4 separate regions of the Mus musculus genome follow, and regions 1, 2 and 4 are each linked to region 3. Evidence: chromatin loops called from intact Hi-C (ENCODE). Cell type or tissue: gastrocnemius. All regions are shown on one strand. Region 1 holds the start of Dennd4b (DENN/MADD domain containing 4B). Region 2 holds the start of Rab13 (RAB13, member RAS oncogene family). Region 3 has its middle 16 kb from the start of Slc27a3. Region 4 has its middle 2.8 kb from the start of Gatad2b.

Evidence for each region. Peaks named below come from ENCODE experiments on the same cell type or tissue, not always from the same donor. Only the 100,000 strongest peaks of a DNase experiment are listed, where the experiment ranks them.
Region 1: it touches region 3 in a loop (2.5-fold over the local background); 15 of 42 quality-filtered maps call a loop at or near these places.
Region 2: it touches region 3 in a loop (6-fold over the local background); 30 of 42 quality-filtered maps call a loop at or near these places.
Region 4: it touches region 3 in a loop (4-fold over the local background); 18 of 42 quality-filtered maps call a loop at or near these places.

Annotation. Positions count from the first base shown.
Region 1 is chr3:90,262,205-90,267,204 of GRCm38, forward strand. It overlaps Crtc2 (CREB regulated transcription coactivator 2), which reads left to right. Exons shown (of 14, transcript NM_028881.3): 12 at 247-510; 13 at 967-1,153; 14 at 1,276-1,921. The coding sequence ends at 1,496. It overlaps Dennd4b (DENN/MADD domain containing 4B), which reads left to right and starts at 3,031. Exons shown (of 28, transcript NM_001356483.1): 1 at 3,031-3,357. In gastrocnemius, a CTCF peak has its summit at 2,900 (motif pointing right); DNase peaks (open chromatin) are centred at 2,913, 3,612 and 4,376; H3K4me3 peaks cover 2,623 bases; H3K27ac peaks cover 3,340 bases.
Region 2 is chr3:90,217,850-90,222,849 of GRCm38, forward strand. Rab13 (RAB13, member RAS oncogene family) reads left to right here and starts at 2,935. Exons shown (of 8, transcript NM_026677.4): 1 at 2,935-3,173; 2 at 4,388-4,448. The coding sequence starts at 3,050. In gastrocnemius, a CTCF peak has its summit at 2,522 (motif pointing right); DNase peaks (open chromatin) are centred at 2,516 and 2,956; H3K4me3 peaks cover 1,749 bases; H3K27ac peaks cover 2,061 bases.
Region 3 is chr3:90,370,985-90,375,984 of GRCm38, forward strand. No RefSeq gene overlaps it. Among named protein-coding and RNA genes, the nearest start is that of Slc27a3, 16 kb to the right of the region's middle. In gastrocnemius, a CTCF peak has its summit at 2,616 (motif pointing left); DNase peaks (open chromatin) are centred at 1,002 and 2,614.
Region 4 is chr3:90,287,858-90,292,857 of GRCm38, forward strand. No RefSeq gene overlaps it. Among named protein-coding and RNA genes, the nearest start is that of Gatad2b, 2.8 kb to the right of the region's middle. In gastrocnemius, a CTCF peak has its summit at 2,945 (motif pointing right); a DNase peak (open chromatin) is centred at 4,603; H3K4me3 peaks cover 905 bases; H3K27ac peaks cover 1,209 bases.

The sequences.
Region 1 (5,000 bases), 110 kb before region 3:
TAATTTCCACCAACCCCAGAGATGTGCGTGGAAGCCTAGGGTGGTGTTGGCTTGGGGGAGAGTGGGGAGACAAGCAGAGGCAGTGCTCTTGCCTCCAGAGTGCTGAGGTTACAGGGGCCGCACCAGTACACATGGCTTGGAGCATTGTTATGTTTGTATTGAGGACAGGTACAGCTTACAAGGTGGGGAACTCTTAAGAGTTCTTTTGGGGGATCACACTAAAGAATAAATTTTCTCCCTTTTCAGGGCGTTCCCTTGGATACCAGTAAATTGCCTACTGACCAGCGATTGCCCCCATACCCATATAGCCCCCCAAGTCTAGTTATACCCACCCATCCACCCACCCCAAAGTCTCTACAGCAGTTGCCCTCTCAGGCCTGCTTAGTGCAGCCCTCAGGTGGACAGCCTCCAGGCAGGCAGCCACATTATGGGGCACTGTACCCACCTGGGTCCAGTGGACATGGGCAACAGCCTTACCACCGCCCAATAAATGACTTCAGCTTGGGGAATGTGAGTATGCAAACTCATAGTTCTGAAATGGGGGATGGGGGTGGGCTGAGGGTGGGTCAGTTACTTGAGTGGTCACTGGTATGCTGAATTGGGAGATATGGGTGGACCTCTTTTTCCCCTAGGTAACATAGCAATGCCAGCTTGGGGCTCCTGTCTTCCTGTGTTTGACCCCTACTCCTGCCCCTCTGTTTCTGCTCAGCTTGCTCTTTGATGACTCCTGCCTTGACCCGTTCTCTTCCTGGCATGCACATGCTCTGGCCCAGCAGGTACGGTGCCCACACTTTCTTCGGGCCCCGTGCTCGCTTCTGTTGGCTCTGCTTGCTATCACCTCCTTCTGTCTTTGCCTCTCTTCCTGGGTGGATGGGGCTTGCTAGGCAAAGGGGACATATCAGCAGAGCTAGGCAGGACACCCTGTTCTGAAGCCCACTTCCTTAAGGTCTGTCTGTGTGTCCCTAGCTGGAGCAATTCAACATGGAGAGCCCATCAACCAGCCTGGTGCTGGATCCCCCTGCCTTTTCTGAAGGTCCTGGATTTTTAGGGAGTGAGGGATCAATGAGTGGCCCCCAGGACCCTCACGTCCTCAACCACCAGAACTTGACCCACTGTTCCCGCCATGGCTCAGGACCTAATATCATACTCACAGGTAAGGGAGTGTGGGTGCTGGTGGAGACTGGCAGGAAGAGTTGACAGCCTCACTGCTGTGATAGGAGCTTGAGGGGTCTGGAGGTGTGGCCTGAGATCCTTACCCACCTCTTGTACACACAGGAGACTCTTCCCCAGGTTTCTCTAAGGAGATTGCAGCAGCCCTGGCTGGAGTGCCTGGCTTTGAGGTGTCAGCATCTGGGTTGGAGCTGGGCCTGGGGCTAGAAGATGAGCTGCGCATGGAGCCACTGGGCCTGGAAGGACTAACTATGCTGAGTGACCCCTGTGCCCTGCTGCCTGACCCTGCTGTGGAGGACTCATTCCGTAGTGATCGGCTACAGTGAGGGGACCTCACTGCCATCCTTCTTCATGGCCCTGTCCCATCAGTCTTCATCCCTTCCCCCTGGCCAGTAGAGACTACTCTCTGCCCCCAGATCCTTTTTCTAATATGAATGAAGGATCCTAAAACTGAGGAAAGGGAAGGGGCTTGGCCAGGTGGCCCCTGAATGCTGTATGTCTGGTGGGCTTGGGGGAATTCAAGGGAGGGCCTAAAAGCACTTGTAACTTTGAAAACCGTCTGTCTGGAGGTCAGAGCCTGTTGGGAAGCAAGGTGTAGAGGGAAATCTTGGAGAGAGGGCTTGTCCAGAAGGGATGGGCACTACCAGCCCCTCCCTATTTCTCTTCCCCTTGCAATGGAAGAGAGAGCCAGAATGGATATTATTTTTTATTAAATATATTATATGTTAATAAAAAATCCTATTAAACCTTTTGTGTGCTTGGCTATTTGGTACATGGCTGGGGACCTAAGGAGGTTTGGTGCCATAGGTTCTTTTGTGTTGCATTTTTGTTTGTTTGTTTTTTGACAGGATTTCTCTTACATAGGGCAGACTACCTAGAAGTCACACGTGCCCGTTGGCACCTTGGCTTCCTTAGTGCTAGGGCTACGGGTGTGCGTTAATCCTCTCAGAACTTTTGTGCTTGTGCGGAAGCACCATTCTCAGATTTAGGTCCCAAACTGGATGTATCCTAAAGCCTATACAGACTTCACCGAGGCAGCAGGAAGTCACCTTATGTGCCCTTGTTTGTTTAAGGCCCTGCCTGCTGCAGCATCAGGGGATGGGGCACCGTGACTAGCCTGACAAGTTACTCTTCTGAAGCCCTGGGTAAGGAGAGGCTGTTGTCCCAAGTCACAGTTGTTTCTGTTAGAAAATCCTCCCCTCTCCTGGAGGAGGCTATTGCCAGTGTTGATGCTTCTAGAGAGAAGTAAGCAGGCCTAGCTGGCTTACTTGGTTTATGTTTGGGGGACCTAAGCAATCTCATGTTCTGAGGACTGTATGTCGATTCATCCATTTCACTGCTCCATTTGGGTTTAACGCAATAGATCCTTGGGAGACAACCATGTTCCACGAAGGCTTTGTTAGACTTCACCCAGCATAGTGAAAGGAGTGCTACACCTCCACTATTCGGCTTCATGCCTTTCTTCCTCTTTTTCAATGTTCTTGTCATTTCTCGAAAGAAGAACTGAGAGTTTCTGGCTCTGGCCAGTGGGTTCTAAACGTGGAAGTGGGGAGTCACCTGGGTTTCCCAGGTCTAGGTCTTCAGGGCCTTCGCTGTGGCACAGTGGCCACATCTGACGGTAGGGCAGGACAGGAGCACCGACTCTGACTTCGGGGCCATCTGGGGTCAGTGTCTTGCTTTTTCCTCCGGGTGGTGGGAATCCGCTTGGTTGCAGGGGGCCCTCCCAGCCACCAGGGGTCGCACTGCAGGCGGCAGGGTGTTGGGCCGGCGCTAGCCAGGGTCACGGCCGCAGGCCCGGGTGTGTGGGGGGGGGCAGAATAGCGGAGGCGCCCGCGGCTCCTGGGGGGGTGGGGGGCGGGTATGAGTGGAGAAAGCAGGGCGCGTTGAAGAGCTTGGGGTCCCCAGCAACGTGGGAGCCGGGAGGACCGCGCGGCTGGAACTAGCGGTGTGGTGTGGCAGCAGTCCCCGCGTGGCGCAGCGCGCGGGGACGCTGGGACCGCCCAGATCTTCTTCCACCGTGCCCGGCGCCCTCGGCTGCTGCTTCTTCCTTCAGCCCGGGCGCGAGCGGCTCCTAAGTCGAGTGCGCCATGTCCGGGGCTGGATAGCAGCCCAGCCGCCCGCCGGCCCGCCAGCCCGCCCTCAGAGCCACCCGCCAGCGGGCCGGCTGGGGAGTCCCAGGGCAGGCAGGTAGGGGCCGGACCGGGCGGGGCGGCGGGCGGGTTAGGGCGGGCGGAGGGCGGGCGGCTCCAGGGACTGTCCCCAGCTGTTCTACGCTGCGCATCTGGTTCCGCTTCCTCCCTCCCAGAGAAGTGAAAGTGGAGGGGAGGGCGCAACCCAGAGCTAGCTAGCTGTGCTCGACATCCTACAACCTGGAGCTCCCGCGGGCGCTCAAGCCAGAGCACCCCTCCTTCCCGCCTGGGTCACGCGGCTGCTGGCGCTGCTGCCGTCACGTCCTCGGCAGTCCCCGCGCGCGCTTCTCTCGGCCCTCCGGCCTCTTGCTCAGCCACCTCCCCCGCGCCGCGCCCTCTGCCCTAGCCCCGACTTCCCGTCATTCGGCATGTGGGCGTTGGGACCCAAAGTGGCTCCAGTGCCGTTGTTTTCCCCCAAGGGAGAAGGGGCTGCATTCTATAGGACTCTTCCCTGGCTGGATAAGGGAAGGCCTGGACACACAAGTCCTGTTGATCCGGGACCACCCACTTGCCTATAGAGGGTCTCATCTAACGGCTTTTGCCTACTGTCTGGAGCACAGAACTACTATTGGCCTGCAGTGGATGAGAGAGTGAGCTGTGTCCTGGAGTTAAATCAGGAGGCTGACGCTGACTCCTGGCTTCACCTCTCAGATGTAGAGAAGCTCAAGCTAAATTTAGCTTGAGTTGGGGCATGTGTGTCCAGAGGCCAGGTTGAGAAGACAGTCGGTTTGGCTCTAGTTCTCTGAGGAAGAGCGGGAGGTTAAATAGACTGTGCATCCTGGAGACACTAAAAGCTTCCCTGCCTTGCACAGGACCCTTAGTGGGAGGTCTGCGTTGGTCTGATGCTGTGCTGGCACCTTAAACAGTACTATCCCCCCCGCCCCCCCAGCGATACCACACACCCATAGGCTGACTTATGCTGAGCTAGCGACAGCTTCCCCTTCGCAGCCATTTCAGGAAGTAGCCTCCCTTCCCCTCTGAAGCACTCTCTCAGCCTCTAGCCCCTTGCAAGCTACCCGCCAGGCTTCTTCCCACCTTCAGCACCCTGGGGCACCTCAGGACTCTTGGGGCTTCCACTCCCCAGGGTCAGGCCATGGAGGCAGGTGAGATAAGTTACCAATAGGCTGTTGTGGCCCCGATTCTGTCTTGGGCTGGGTGGCGCGGGCATGGCATGACTGGAGCTGACTCCTACAGTCCCTTTGTGCCTAACTACAGACACCTAAGGATCCTGGAGATGGGAAAGTCCTGGTTGCTTGGCCAACTAGGTAAAGTTAAGCTAGGGAAAAAAAAGGATACTTGAAATCTGATGAGCAGAAGCTAAATCTTGGGTTTTGTAAGCCTTCCTAGGCATCTGTAAAGTCTTCTAGAAATGAAAGGATGGGTGCTTTAAGAACATTAGCTGCATCGGAAGGTTCTTGTGGTGTTGCTACAAGAGCAGAGACCTTTGACAAAGCAAAAGTTGGTGTAATGTGGTAGCCAGAGTGAATGATGTCATTGCAGGCCATTACAGAAAATACTGTGTTCTCTGAGACGTAATTGTAGCGGGCAAGGAGAGGCAGGCCTTTAAAGGAATAGGTGAGGAATATGTCAGTTGTGTGTTGTAGAGTGGAGTTTGGGTTCTTTGGGAAAAAAGGGCTGATG
Region 2 (5,000 bases), 150 kb before region 3:
CACACACATACACACACACACACACACACACACACAGAGAGAGAGAGAGAGAGAGAGAGAGAGAGAGAGAGATCCTGTCTAAATGTTTTAAAAATAATAATAAAGAAAATTCCCCCATAGATAAGTCTACAGGCCAATCCAATGGTGATAATTCCTCAAGTTTCCTCCTCCCAGGTATGTCAAGTTGGCAACCAAGATTAGCAATCACAAGGTCTCCTGGTTGGCTTGCAACTCCCAACCAAGAGTAGGCTGACCTTAGTCATGCTTCTGTCTGACTTTCATTTTGCTTCTGTCTCCCGTGTGCTGGGACTGCAAATCCACCCTACCTGGACATCAGTGTGAGTTAGAGGTCAGGATTAGTCACTGAGGAAAACCAGAAAAGATTCAAGTCTGTGCTATAGCTTGAAATGCAATGAGCCCTGAGGGAATAAATAGAAGGGAATTGAAGCTCAATAGAATAGTACTTTGCCTAGTGTGCACAAAGCTCTGGGTTTGACCAATTCCCAACACCATTGAAAAAATAGAATAGTCAGATTGGTGTATTGAAGCAGGCACAGTGGTACCCGTGGATGCTGGTAGTTCTAGCTACTGAAGGGCTGAGTCCACATGATTACATGAGCCTCAAATTTGAGACTGATCTGGGCAATACAGACAGACCTTGCCTCAAATTAATGGTGAGATGGCTCTGGAGAAGTTTAGTTAAGCATCCTTCAGCATGTCCTCTGACTGCCACACTTTCACCATGGCATGGGTTGTTGGCAGTTCCTCTACGCTCCACCCCACAGTTACCTGGCAATAGCCAGGTGTGCCTGACTCAATATAAAAGGGGCTGCTTGCCCCCTCCTCACTCTCTTGCTCTCTCTTCTTGCTCTTGTTCCCTTACCCTCTTCTTCCTCTCTCCCCATTCCACTCCCCCCTCTCCATGTGCTCATGGCTTGCCTCTACTCTTCTACTTTCTCTCTCTCTCTCTCTCTCTCTCTCTCTCTCTCTCTCTCTCTCTCTCTCTCTCTCTCTCTCTCCCCTTAAGCTCCCTCCCAATACCCTGAATAAACTCTGTTCTATACTATACCATCGCATGGTGTGGCTGGTACCTCAGGGGGAAGGGATGCCTCAGCATGGGCTGGCAGAGGTACTCCCCTCCACCCACACCTTACTGCGTCTCCACAAAACATATCTCTGGTCTCTTTCTTTTTATAAAACACAACATTATGTGTGTGTACACATACAAATAAATGTAATGAATTAATTAATTAATAAAATAAACTGAATAGTTATTTGTGTGTGGTAGTTAATATGGATTGTCAACTTGACAGGATCTAGCATCACCTAGGTATCCAATGGCTGGCCATGTCTGGAGGAAAGTTCTAGATTGGATTATTTGAGGTGGGAAAAGCCTACCTGACAATGAGGACCACCATTCACTCTCCCGAATAAAAAAGGAGAGTGAGGTGAGCACCAGCATTCGTCTCTCTCCTTGAGTTTGGATGGAAAGCGACCAGATGCCCCATGCTCCTCCTGTCATGACAGAACTGCCTTCTGTAAGCCTCTCTCATAAGTTGTTTTGTCAAGTATTTTGTGTGTGTGTGTTGGGGGGGGGGGGAGTAACTGATACATTGTATTTGTGAGAGGACAAATGGAAACATAGATTATGGCAAACATAATGTAACAAATAAAGGGCTGGTGAGATGCCTCAGCGGGTAAGAGCACCCAACTGTTCTTCCAAAGGTCCTGAGTTCAAATCCCAGCAACCACATGGTGGTTCACAACCATCCATAAGGAGATCTGACTCCCTCTTCTGGAGTGTCTGAAGACAGCTACAGTGTACTTACATATAATAAATAAATAAATCTTTAAAAACAAACAAACAAACAAATAAAGACACTTTCCCACAGCCAGGACTCATCTGTTAGAAAAGCCTTTTCCTTTTTCCTTTTTTTTTTTTTTTTTTTTTTTTTTTGTTTTTTTCGAGACAGGGTTTCTCTGTATAGCCCTGGCTGTCCTGGAACTCACTTTGTAAACCAGGCTGGCCTCAAACTCAGAAATCGGCCTGCCTCTGCCTCTGCCTCCCAAGTGCTGGGATTAAAGGCATGCGCCACCACGCCCGGCTCTTTCTTTTTCTAACGGGACTGGAAAGATGATAAGAGCTGGCTGCTCTTGTAGTGGATCTGGGTTCAGTTCCCAGCAGGCACATGACAGCACCTCTAGACACTCCAGTTTCAGGGGATCGTTGCTGTCTTGTAGCCTCTGCAGGCATGCTAGTCATATAGTGAATAAACACATGTAGGCAAAACACTCGCTATAAAGAAAGTAAGTAAATAAAGATGAAAAGCTGGGCATGGTGGCTCCACAGTACTAATCTTCATACTTGAGGGGTAGAGGCAATAGGATTACCAGGCCTTGGGGTGCAGGTTGTGCTACTGAATTCAAGGCTCGCTCCAGATTGTGACTCGGCTCTGTGTGTTTTGAGTGTAATTGATGAGGCTGATTTTTATCGTTTTAGTTCTTCACTGTGCTCCACCAGGGGGCAGATTGATCCACCATACTAACCTCCTAACCCGCTTCTTTTCAAAGGGAATTGGGATTCGTAGTCTTAAGTAATGCATTGTTGACAGAAAATCCTAGGACATTTATCATAAACTCAAAAGCCTTTGAATAGCGCCTCAGCTTTTTACCAATTTCCAGTTACCACCCCTATCTTCACCATTGGTAAAATTCTTTCCCTCTTCCCCTAATCTCTTTGAAATTCTTTCCAATTCGGTCAAAAGAGAGGAAAGACAGCTAGCCAAAGGCAATGGGAAGGGCTAGGGAAACTGGCCCTCCGAGGCTGGGGAGGCAGCGCCCGGACTGCTGGAGCTGGACAGGCCTCTCCACTGGCGAAGAGGGGTGGAGCCGAGAGCAGGGCCGCCTCTCTTCTTTTCCCGGGGCCTGGGCGGAGAGGGAGGAAAACTTCCTGGCTGGGACTCCGGCGGTTTCTGCCTGCCAACCCTCGGATCCCGCCTACCAGTGTTGGCTCTTCCCGACCCCTCCCCCGGCGCCCCCAGTGTCCGCCATGGCCAAAGCCTACGACCACCTCTTCAAGTTGCTGCTCATCGGGGACTCGGGGGTGGGCAAGACTTGTCTGATCATTCGCTTTGCAGAGGACAACTTCAACAGCACTTACATCTCTACCATCGGTGAGCCCACAGGCTGTATCCCAGACCCCAGACCCACCCCACCCCCGCCCACCCTCATACACCGGCTCCTGAAAGACTAAGGAACCTACTTTTTTGATCCCCTTAGAGAAAAACACTAATTTCCAGTCTGTCGACCCCTGCCCCAGACCCATCCTCCATAATGTCCCTGAATAACACTCAAAACCTCAAACCTTTTTGAGGTTTCCAGATAGTCCCAGTTGCTGCCACCCACTCCGTCTCTTGGTACTGTCTCCCTAGTCTCTCCAAATCCACACAGGTTATCGTCATTTCCATCTGCTTCCTTCTTTACCCCATCACTGCACCTAGACGCTCTAGATCCACTCTTCACAATTTCTCTTTTCCCTGCTTCCCAATTGTGTTGGCCTCTTACTGACCTACTGGCTTCAAACTTCCCGCAGGATCTGCCCCACCTTCAAATCATCTTTTTAGCCTCCCTACCCTCAGCAAGGTACTGCAGAGTGTGGCTGGGTGTGCTGTGGGAGTGAGGATGGTGGATGCCAGGGGACTTTGGGGTCTCTGAGTAAGCTTCTGCACCATCCTTCTCTCTGGAGCCTCCTAAGTGGCTGGGAGACTTCCAGTAAGAAGAATCTCCTTTCCCCCTCCCCTCCCCTCTTTATCTTTCTTCATCTCTTGACTGAGAATCTTATCTCCTCTAGTGACAAAAAGGAAACTTTCTCTCTCTCTCCCTCCCTCCCTCTCTTCCTCCCTCCCTCTCTTCCTCCCTCCCTCTCCTAATTCTCCAGAGGATTCTTAGAGAGCTTCTTCCCCCCCCCCCCCCCCCACTTCCAAGCTTAGCTCACTAGTTAATTCACATAGGCTCAATCAGCTGCCCTCTCATTCCTCTCTACCCTTAAGGGCTAGCAGGGCGGTGGAGGACCAGTAGTGTATTTTGGGGGAGGAGGGGGAAGAGGGATGGGAAGGTGAGGTAGAGATGGAAGGGAAAGTTGTCAGATGGCATGCTTTTAACCCAGCTGAAGAGTTTCATAGCTTTTCTCCAAAACGTCATGAAATCTGAGGAGACACAGTATGCTTACCATAGGAATAAAGCTGTGGAAAAGCTCTCCCTCCTGGCTACACATCCAGCAAGGTCACTACCTCGAGTACCTGAGTACCAGCAGTTACTGGTGCAGCCCCCACTCTCCCCCACCATACTTTCCACACATGCTTACCTGTCTTCACACCCTTCACCCCAGGAATTGATTTCAAGATCCGAACCGTGGACATAGAGGGGAAGAGGATCAAACTGCAAGTGTGGTGAGTGAGCTGCCCAGTCCCCAGCCAGATTGCCCTTTGACCCCAACCCTCCCCCACACACCCCTCCCCCTTCATTTCTTCTTCCTTACCTTTTCTCTCTTCAGTTTAGTTTGTGGTTTGGGGGTGTTTTGTTTTGTTTTGTTTTTTAGACAAAGTCTCATGCAGCCCAGGAGGGCCTGGAACTCAGCTGAGAAAGAAAGCCCTTTCTTTCGGTGTCCTGTGTCCTGGTGTTACAGGCATGTGGCACCATGTTAGTCTTTCTGTTTTGCTTTCTTTCCTTTACACCCCCCCCCCCCCAGTCCAGTACATCTCCTAATTTATCCATTTTGCTTAGTCAGCTATCAGCTGGCCTTGCATCTCTCTTCCTGGTGGCCCACTTTCAGTTTGTTTGTGTCTTTTCCTCACCCAGAGCATTCTCTGGACTTGAAAACAAATGTCTTTCGAGCTACGATGTAGAAACAGGTTCTAAGTGATTAAAAGACAAGTTGCAGAATTACAAATTTGACTTCCAGTCTATTGCTCTCAATAAATTTTAGAGAGCAACCTGGGTGT
Region 3 (5,000 bases):
AGCCTGGTCTACAGAGTGAGTTCCAGGACAGCCAAGACTACACAGAGAAACCCTGTCTCAAAAAACGAAAAACAAAACAAAACAAAAAAAAACAAAACAAAACAAAAAAATCTCTAAAAAGGCTGGGGTTGTAGCTGAGTATCTGCTTGTATATAACAGGCTTAGGCAGTGGCTCTCAATCTGGGGCTCATGACTCCTGGGGGGATACATATCAGATACTTACTGATGCTTCACAACAGTAGCAACATTACAGTTATGAAGTAGCAACACAATAATTTTATGGTTTGGGGTCACCATGTGAGGAACTGTATTAAAGGGTCTCAGCATTAGGAAGGTTGAGAATCGCTGCTCTAGGCTAAATCCTCAGTGCAATTAATAATTACTTAATTAAAATGAAAGTTTTTCAAGGGTTGGTATAAAGTCTTAAATCTTTAAATTTCCTCAGGCTACAGAAGAGGGCTCTGCCCAGCTCCCAAAGCAGTGGCCATCTGCTTAGAGCCTGCCTCTGGCCAGAAACTGCCGCTGCTCTGCTGGTTGCTAGAAAATTCCACCTAGGCAAGCTCTTCATGGTGCCGGCCTCATGTGTCTGGTCTATAGTTAGTGTGCCCATATTCTGCTCAGCTTGCGGTGAGCCCGCATACATCACCTCACTTGATTCTTCCTTGCAGTCAACCTTGTTCTCCCACAGATGAAACAACAGAGCCTGGACTCCAACCTGATTGATCTTCATAGACTTGGCTATCTGGCAATGTGAACTTTCCAATGGCTCTGGGAAAACCTGTCACACCCTGGGAATACCAGGAAAAGGACCTGCCCCAGGGTCCCCACCAGATGAACATGTTACCAGCGAGGAGCCTGAGCTCAGACCTTGATCCTCTCCAGACTCCTGGTTAGGAGAGTTGGTTCATATCCAGCTTCTTCCGTAACCTTTAAGCAGCCCTAAATGCTGGCTACTGACCGGCCTTCTGCCCCTAAATAGCCACCTTCTCCTTCTGACCTCCTTGATGCTGGCACTCATGTCCCTGGAATCGCAGGTAGGAGGGTCTCTTGCTGGCCCCCCATTGCCTGGAACTGGGCCATGAGCATTTAACAACCTGGAAGCCTGGTAGCCTGCTCTGCGGGTCCTGTGGTCCCACGAGGGAAGGTGGGATGGTAGACTGGAATGGAATAACGGCCAGGGATTCCCACTGGACTCCTCCAACTGTCTCAGAGGAGCCCATACTCCCCTTGCTTTGAGTGCCTAAGTCACTTCCAGACCAAAGTTCCCACGATGGCTTCCTCCCCTTTTCTACTGTAATTTAAACACTATTAACCCTAGGGGTGGAGGTTCACATCTTTGGTGGCAGCACCCAGGCGACTGAAGTAGCAAGATTGAGGCTAATTTGTGCTAATTCCCTCCTCTCCAGTTGTTTATTTGTCTGAATTACATTTACTTGGGGGGATGGAGAGAGCTTGTAGGAGTCCGTTCTCTCCCACCAAGTTACTCCTCTGGATTGAACTCAGGGGCTTGGATGTGGCAACAAAGGTCTTTCCCTGCTTAGCCCTCTCGTTTGCCTTTCCTACCCCTGATCCCTGGGAGAATAAGTTTATTAGAAGAGTTATTAATGCCATGCACATCGTCAGAGGCAGTGCCTTACTTTCTTTTCTATTTGCTGTTAGACTCCATGACCATTATCATGGTGGGGAGCGTGGCTGCAGGCAGACAGGCCGGGTGCAGGAGCAGCACCTGAGAACTTTACACTGGTCACTCACAGGCAGCAGGCAGAGAGCCACTGGGCTTGGCATGGGCTTTTGAAACCTCAAAGACTATGCCCAGTGACACACTTCTGCCAACAAGGCCATACCTTCTAACCCTTCTCTAAGGGTTCCACCAACTGGAGACCAAGTATTCAAGCCTAAGAGTCTGTGTGGGCAACGGCTCACTCAGAGATCAATCACCACAGCACACACACACACACACACACACACACACACACACACACCGCCCAGCATGGTGGGGGGCGGGGCTCCAAGGAGGGTTCAGGCTCTAGTACTGCAGGCAGATTTCATGGCAAGACTCAAGAGAACCAGGTTGGCCCCTCTCCCCGCCTCTCTTTCTATTTTTTAAGATTTATTTACGCATTTTATGTATATGAATGTTCCATCTATGTGCCAGAAGAGGGCATTAGATCCTAGTATAGATAGATGGTCTACCATGTGGTTGTTGGGAATTGAACTCAGCACCTCCCTCCCTCCCTCCCTTCCTTCCTTCTTTCCTTTCTCTTCCCTGTTTCTTTTGTGCTTGTTTGTTTTGAGACAGGGTCTCAAGTAGAACAGAGTAGAACGTACTGTAGGACATAAAGGACGCTCAGAGTGTTGAAGGGAATGGGGCACGATTAGTCCACTTATAAAAAAAATCCATCTAGGCAGAGAGATCTGTTACGCTGTAAAACCCTTCTTCCTTGCCACTATCTCAAGGGTCAGGATTTATTTTTCCCATTTTTGCTTCTTTTTAATTTTTTTTTAAAAAAATATATATTCTTTGGTGAGTCTTTCAGAGCATTCCGGAGCTGTCCCCTGAAGCCCATGATTTCTTGCCGGGGCCTGCTTATTTGTACGTAGGAGCCCCCTAGTGGCTGATTAAGGCATTACTGCTCTCACTAACACCAAAGGTGTCCTGCCTTCAGCTGTGTCCTCTCAAGCTCTGTCATGGTCCTCACTTTGGGAACAAAACTGTCCCACCTACCTTACCACCCTAGATGTTTCCCTCACTTACAGAGCTTTCATCCTGACCCTCAGGAGGCCCTCACTAATGCACACATATGTGTTAATGCAAGAACTCTTACAGGTTGATTAAGCCTTCTCTCTACCCAACCAAGAGCTCCTACTGCCTCTGGATCAAGCCTGAGCCCCATTCTGGGCCTTACCTTTTTTTTTTTTTTTTTTTTTTCTTCTTCATTTTTTAAAGCATCCATTCTGTTGCCTGATGCATCTGACCTCCACCTACCACTTTTTGACAGCTTGATCCAGCCTGTCCAGGCCCTGTCCATCCTTCGCCTAAGCCCAGGGCTGCTTCCCACTGCACTTCCAGCAGGTGCCGAGCTCTAGGAAGCCCCATGAAGAAGCAGGCTCACTCTGACCTGTGTAAAAAGTCAGGCCTATCATGGACAACCAGATAGACACATTTTCCCTGGTCCTTAATCAGGGGCAACTGGACACCTTGGCTGTGACAGGTACTGGCCACATTTTATGACCTACAGTGGTAGGTGACCACATCAGCCTGGCTCACACTGGTGATGTGGAGGATGCACATGACGCAGAGGGTGCAGAAGTCACGAATCCAGTTGGTACTCTGCTCCCACCTTCCCAAGCAGCACACTCCTGGCTACTGCTCAACCTTGGCCTTGATTTCCAGGACAACACAACAATATGCTGCAGAAAATGGATCATTTAGGCACCCAGTGAGGCAGGCATTGGAAGCAGCCTGCACCGCTCTGCTCCACCTTGGGCAACTCTGAACATTGGTGGAAGAGGGATAGACCTAGGCGTGAGGTGACTCGTGAGCACCTACACAGTAGCCCTGGGATCTGCCCACAGCTGCTACTTCCTGGTGATCTCATTACCCGATCATGTAGTCACATGTCTGTGACTTTAGTGAACTCTAAACACTGCTTTCCTTCATTAAAATTCCTTGATTTGTAGCCAAGACAACTGGACTTGAAGCCCTCCCTCAACCCTGCAATGCTGGAGTTATAGCCATACTTGATCCTTGATTTAAAAAAAAATTACAGCTGGGCAGTAGTGGTGTACACCTTTAATCCCAGTGCTTGGTAGGCAGAAGCAGGTGAATCTCTGAGTTCAAGGCCAGCCTGGTCTACAGAGTGAGTTCCAGGACAGCCAGGGCTACACAGGGAAACCCTGTCTCAAAAAAAAAATTACACATAATAGTGTCAGTATAAAGTCAAATATATTTTTTTCCAATTTTTGTTTAAATAAAAGTATGGAGGGCTGGAGAGATGGCTCAGCTGCTCTTCCAAAGGTTCTGAGTTCAAATCCCAGCAACCACATGGTGGTTCACAACCATCCTTAATGAGATCTGATGCTCTCTTTTGGTGTGTCTGAAGGCAGCTACAGTGTCCTTATGTATAATAATAAATAAAGCTTTAAAAACAAAAAAAGAAAGAGAGAGAGAGAGAGACAGAGAGAGAGAGAGAGGAAGGAAGGAAGGAAGGAAGGAAGGAAGGAAGGAAGGAAGGAAGGAAGGAAGGAAGGAAGAAGCCAGGCAGTGGTGCCATGCACCTCAGTCCCAGCACTGGGGAGGCAGAGGCAGGTGGATGTCTGCAAGTTCGAGGCCAGCCTGGTCTACAGAGTGAGTTCCAGGACAGCCAGGGCTACACATTGAAGATCATTCTCAGCCATACAGCGATTGTGAGGCCAGGGACTACGTGTGAGCTTCCAACTCTGGTTCTTGGTATGAACAGTAAATACTCTTTGTTTTTTAAAGTATTTATTTACTTATGTATATTTGTACTCTATTTGCTTGTATGCCTGCATGACTGAAGAGGGCATTGGATCCTACTGCAGATGGCTGTGAGCCACCATGTGGTTGCTGGGAATTGACCTTTGGAAGAGCAGCCAATGCTCTTAACTGATAAGCCATCTCTCCAGCCCCCAGCAATTACTCTTAACTGCTGAGCCATCTTTCTAGTGCCAAAAGAAAAAATTTATGGGCCCCTAAATGTACAGGCCCAAGGCACTGTGTATACAAATCTAGTGACTGAGATGTTCCTGTCCAGGTCTACTGTGGACACCTCTGTGCCCTGCAGGTGCCATCTTGGGCACTGTCATGTCTTCTAATCCTCTGTCATAACACTTTCAGGATGTACACAGCCCTGCTGGCTCAGCCACCAGGGGTGGTTCTGTGTTAATACAGTGGGTATTCATGGGAGAGCAAGGTATCCAGGCACAGGCAATCATATGACATCAGGTAGTACTGCTGCTGTTAGCCAAGGCCAGCCCCT
Region 4 (5,000 bases), 83 kb before region 3:
CTAATCTTTGTTAAAAACAAAACCAAAACAAAACCAAAACAGCCACAGCTTCTCCAGAGCCTTATATAATCTTTGTAAAAAGGCCATGGTTTCATATAGAATGCACTTGCTTTATATGACAAATTCTAAATAACTGGGCTACTCATCGTAGAATTACTCCCCAAGACTGGAAGGGATCGGTGACAGCTGTAGTAGAGGCTGGTCTGCAGTTGCAGTGGTTGACATGGTGGAGGGAAGAAGCTGCGAATACTGAACAGCAAAATGGATGGAGGAGAATGACTAGTCAAGGAGCAGTCGCTGGGTGACGGGGTACTCTAATGGACAGGAACAGATGCAATTTTCTGTTGAGATTATACCTTTCGCTTGAAATGGCCTCTTTCGTCAGCTTGTCCTCCCACTTTCTCAGCTTTTCTCTGACCCTACCGCCCTCCGGTGAAGTTTCTTTTCCTCTTCCTGCAGGAAACTCCTGCTCTTGGGATTGAGCCTTTGTTCTTTTGGGGTGCTTCTTCCCAAGTGTTTCCACCTCCACCCACAACCTCTCAGAGTTGCACCTCCAACTCTGCAACCCTTCAGAAAAGTTCTTTTTGTATATGAGTACACTGTAGCTGTTTTCAGACACACCAGAAGAGGGCATCAGATCCCATTACTGATGGTCATGAGCCACCATGTAGTCGGTGGGAATTGAACTTAGGACCTTTGGAAGAGTAGTCAGTGCTCTTAATCACTGAGCCATCTCGATGGCCTAGTCAGCCATCATGGGGAAGAGAGGCCCCTTGGTCATGCAAACTTTATTTTTTTTTATTTTTATTTTATTTTTTGGTTTTTCGAGACAGGGTTTCTCTGTATAGCCCTGGCTGTCCTGGAACTCACTTTGTAGGCCAGGCTGGCCTTGAACTCAGAAATCTGCCTGCCTCTGTCTCCCAAATGCTGGAATTAAAGGTGTGCACCACCATGCCAGGCCTCATGCAAACTTATATGCCCCAGTACAGGGGAACGCAAGGGCCAAAAGTAGGAGTGTGTGTGTAGGGGAGCAGTGCGGGGGGGGGGGGGGGGGAGGGTATAGGGGACTTTTGGGATAGCATTTGAAATGTAAATGAAGAAAATATTTAATAAAAAATTAAAAAAAAAATCTTGGGCTGGAGAGATGGCTCGGTGGTTCAGAGCACAGACTGCTCTTCCAAAAATCTTGAGTTCAAATCCCAGCAACCACATGGTGGCTCACAACCATCCTTAATGAGATCCGATGCCCTCTTCTGATGTGTCTGAAGACAGCTACAGTGTACTTACATATAATAAACAGATAAATCTTTAAAAAAAAGAAAAGTTGCTGGTGAGATGGCTCAGGGGGTAAGAGCACCCGACTGCTCTTCCAAAGGTACCAAGTTCAAATCCCAGCAACCACATGGTAGCTTACAACCACCCGTAACAGAGATCTGATGCCCTCTTCTGGTGTGTCTGAAGACAGCTACAGTGTACTTAAATATAATGAATAAATAATTAAATAAATTAAAAAAAAAAGTTAGCTGGGCGTGGTGGTGCACACCTTTAAACCCAGCACTTGGAGGCAGAGGCAGGCAGATTTCTGAGTTTGAGGCCAGCCTGGTCTACAGAGTGAGTTCCAGGACAGCCAGGGCTACACAGAGAAACCCTGCCTCGAAAAACCAAAAAAAAAAAAAAAAAAAAAAAAAAAAAAAAAAAAAGTTCTTTTATTTATTTATTTTCCCAGTTCAGCCTTTTGTTTGTTTCTCAGGCCCCTCCATTTCCACCTGCACTCTTTTTCAACTGCTCAGCCAGTCTTTCAACCTTTTTGAAATAAAATATAGGAAGAAAAAAGCAGAAAATTCCACCTGGAAGCAAAGCAGGAGATAGCCCAGTGGCAGCAACTGCAATAAACTACTTGCTCGCCTTTTGTTGTTGTTGTTGTTTTGTTTTGTTTTTTTCGAGACAGGGTTTCTTTGTATAGCCCTGGCTGTCCTGGAAATCACTCTGTAGACCAGGCTGGCCTCAAACTCAGAAATCTGCCTGTCTCTGCCTCCTGAGTGCTGGGATTAAAGGCGTGGGCCACCACTGCCCAGCGAAATTTGATTTCAAATGTAGGAAAGAGCAGAGGATTATTTTTCTTTTTAAGAGGCGAGCACTGGGCAGTGGTGGCGCAAGCCTTTAATCCCAGTTTTGTCTTTGAGCATAACCATTAAAAAATTGCAACTAAACTCTTCCCCCACCCTCCGAATCACTAATAACCACCAACCTTGACTCTCAGGGCCCTTGAATTTATATATCCTTTGAAAAGTTCCCAGAATTCCAAATGTCACACAATCACAGGAATTATCTGCAGCTGGCAAAACCACAACTCTGCTAGAGCAGGAGGCAAATCATAGTCAGCTGCTGTGGGTAGTCTGCAGCAGCCCCACATCCCTACACCTGGGATTAAAACAAGGGCACATTCCTTTAATATTTGTGTTTTTTTTTTCTCCCCAAAGAAACCCAAATTCCAGAATTCTTACTACAGATGGCTCTTTAGACAGCAGAGGAACTTTGCATTGATGATGGACAAAGCTTTAGTCAAGAAGAATTTCTGGCCGGGCGGTGGTGGCGCACGTCTTTAATCCCAGCACTCACATCACAGAGTACGTGCCTGGTTGAGTGTACTGTAGGACTTCTGTAACAGTAAACCTTAGATCTACACTAGGTGCTTTATCCTTTGTTCAGTGACTCAAGAGAGTCAGCAAAAGCTGAAGATGATGGAGTTAAAATATAAACAAGCTGAATTTGGAGCTAAAATCGTGAAATCATTGGAACATTAGGAAAATTCTTATAGTTCTTGAGTGTATATATCAAATGCTATATTTTTATAAAAGTGTATTTTGTGTGTATAGATGTTTTGCCTGCATGTGTGTCTGTTTACCACTTGTGTGCCTGGTGCCTGTGGAGGAGGCCAGAAGAGGGCATCAAATCCCTGGATTACAGAAGCCACCCCATGGGTGCTACTTGGTCTTCTAGAAGGACAAGCAATGTTTTTTTTTGTTTTTTGTTTTTAACTGCTGAGCCATTGTTTCTCCAATCCTGAATACTATATTCTTGTTCTTGGCATGGCCCAGAATATTAAAGGTATGTTATTTTATAATCCAAACAATAAGCCTATGAGTTATATTCAGCACTCTCCTTGTACAGTTGGGTGAACAAGAGAATAGATTAAAAAAAAAAAAGGAATCTGTACTTGTACAACAATCATAGAACTGGTTAGGTTCAGAGCCAAGATCTAAACCTAAATACTTTAACTCAAGGTTATGTTATTTATTTATCTGGACACAATACTTGAATACAAATAGGTTTTTTGTTTGTTTAACCTTATAATACAAACTAATTGTATGGTCCAGGTCTGGTGACTCAGTATTGTAATCTCAACACTTGTGAGACTGAGGCAGGAGGATTGCCACAAGTTCAAGACGGTTTTTTTTTTTTTTCAAGACGGTTTCTCTGTGTAGCCCTGGCTGACTTGGAACTCACTCTGTAGATCAGGCTGGCCTCGAACTCAGAGATTCACCTTCCTCTGCCTCCCAAGTGTTGGGATTAAAGGCATGCACTGTCATGTCCAGCTCTCCATCATAATTAACTTTATTTATATAATTTGCAGTATTGGGTTTTGAACATGCTAACTAGTATTCTAGGACAACTCTTGTTTTTTGTTTTTTTGTTTGTGTGTTTTTTGAGACAGGGTTTCTCTGTATAGTCCTGGCTGTCCTGAACTCACTTTGTAGACCAGGCTTGCCTCAAACTCAGAAATCTGCCTGCCTCTGCCTCCCGAGTGCTGGGATTAAAGGCGTGTGCCATCTCTAGGTCAACTCTTAACAAATTAATTTTTAGGTATTTACAAACTGTGTTTTCCTTGCATGAATGTGTATGCACTGTAGGAGCCCCTGGTGCTCAGGGAAGTCAGAGGGGTGCTATGGAGCCCTTGAACTGGAATTACAGATAGGTACCTGGGTCCTCTGAGGAGCAACAAGTGCTTAACTATTGAACCATCTCTTCAGCCCCCCTTTAAAGGAATCTGAAACATCTTCATATCTAGCCTTGGCTAACCTGTGACCTCAGCATCCCAGTGGTGAAGTTACATTTGTGCACCATCATGTCAGGCTTACAATTTTATTTCCATAGTGATTTGAAAAAATGTCTTCTCTACTGTCTCTGGCACTAGTTAGATCTGACTTTTAATCATTGCTCAGTTGCTGTCTACCTTTGGCAAGTTGCTTAATCTGACCCTGTTCCTTAGTACACATGGGTTAAAATCTCAAGTCTGTCACATGTGTAACTTTGTCTTTTAATCGATACCTTATTGTCCTCATCTGTAAGATAGGATGGCCAGTACTTGCCTCACAGAGAGTAAGAATTCATTGTTCTTGTTCCCCCAAAAAGTTATTATTCTTTCAATGTGTTTATTTTTGTGATAATTAGTTCTCATTTCTAGGGCGCTCAGAAAGAATATTCATGGTGTTCTAGAAACGTAGAATGTAGGCGGGTCTAACCTCTTGGAGGAAGTAGGAGATAGCCAGGCTAGCAAAAGAACCCGGGCCTTGACTTAGCTAGTGCAATAGGGTGGGGTGGGAAGCTGTATCCTCACTGTGAACAGAAAAAGACCAGATCCCAGAGTATACACCATAAATTCAGTACATTTAGCTAATTGTTTGTTTTTTCTTTGTGCTGTTACGGTACAACCAGGAAAGGACCGGTCAGAAGTAAATTAACACACGAGTCCCAAGGCCTTGGGCAGAACGGGGCAGGCCACACCCCAGAAAGACAAGGCCAGAGCTCCTAAAGCTAGTCCTGTCCTTAAATTCATGGATTCTGTCGCGATGAAACACCACCCACCCAAACACAGAGCCCAGCGCCGTTCCCGGTCTCCATCTTTAGACGAGAAAGAATGAGAGCCTGTCAAAGGAGAATCCCGGTTTTAAGAGACTAGGTGGTACGGCGGCTGCCAGGGGACCAAAACGTCTACAAGG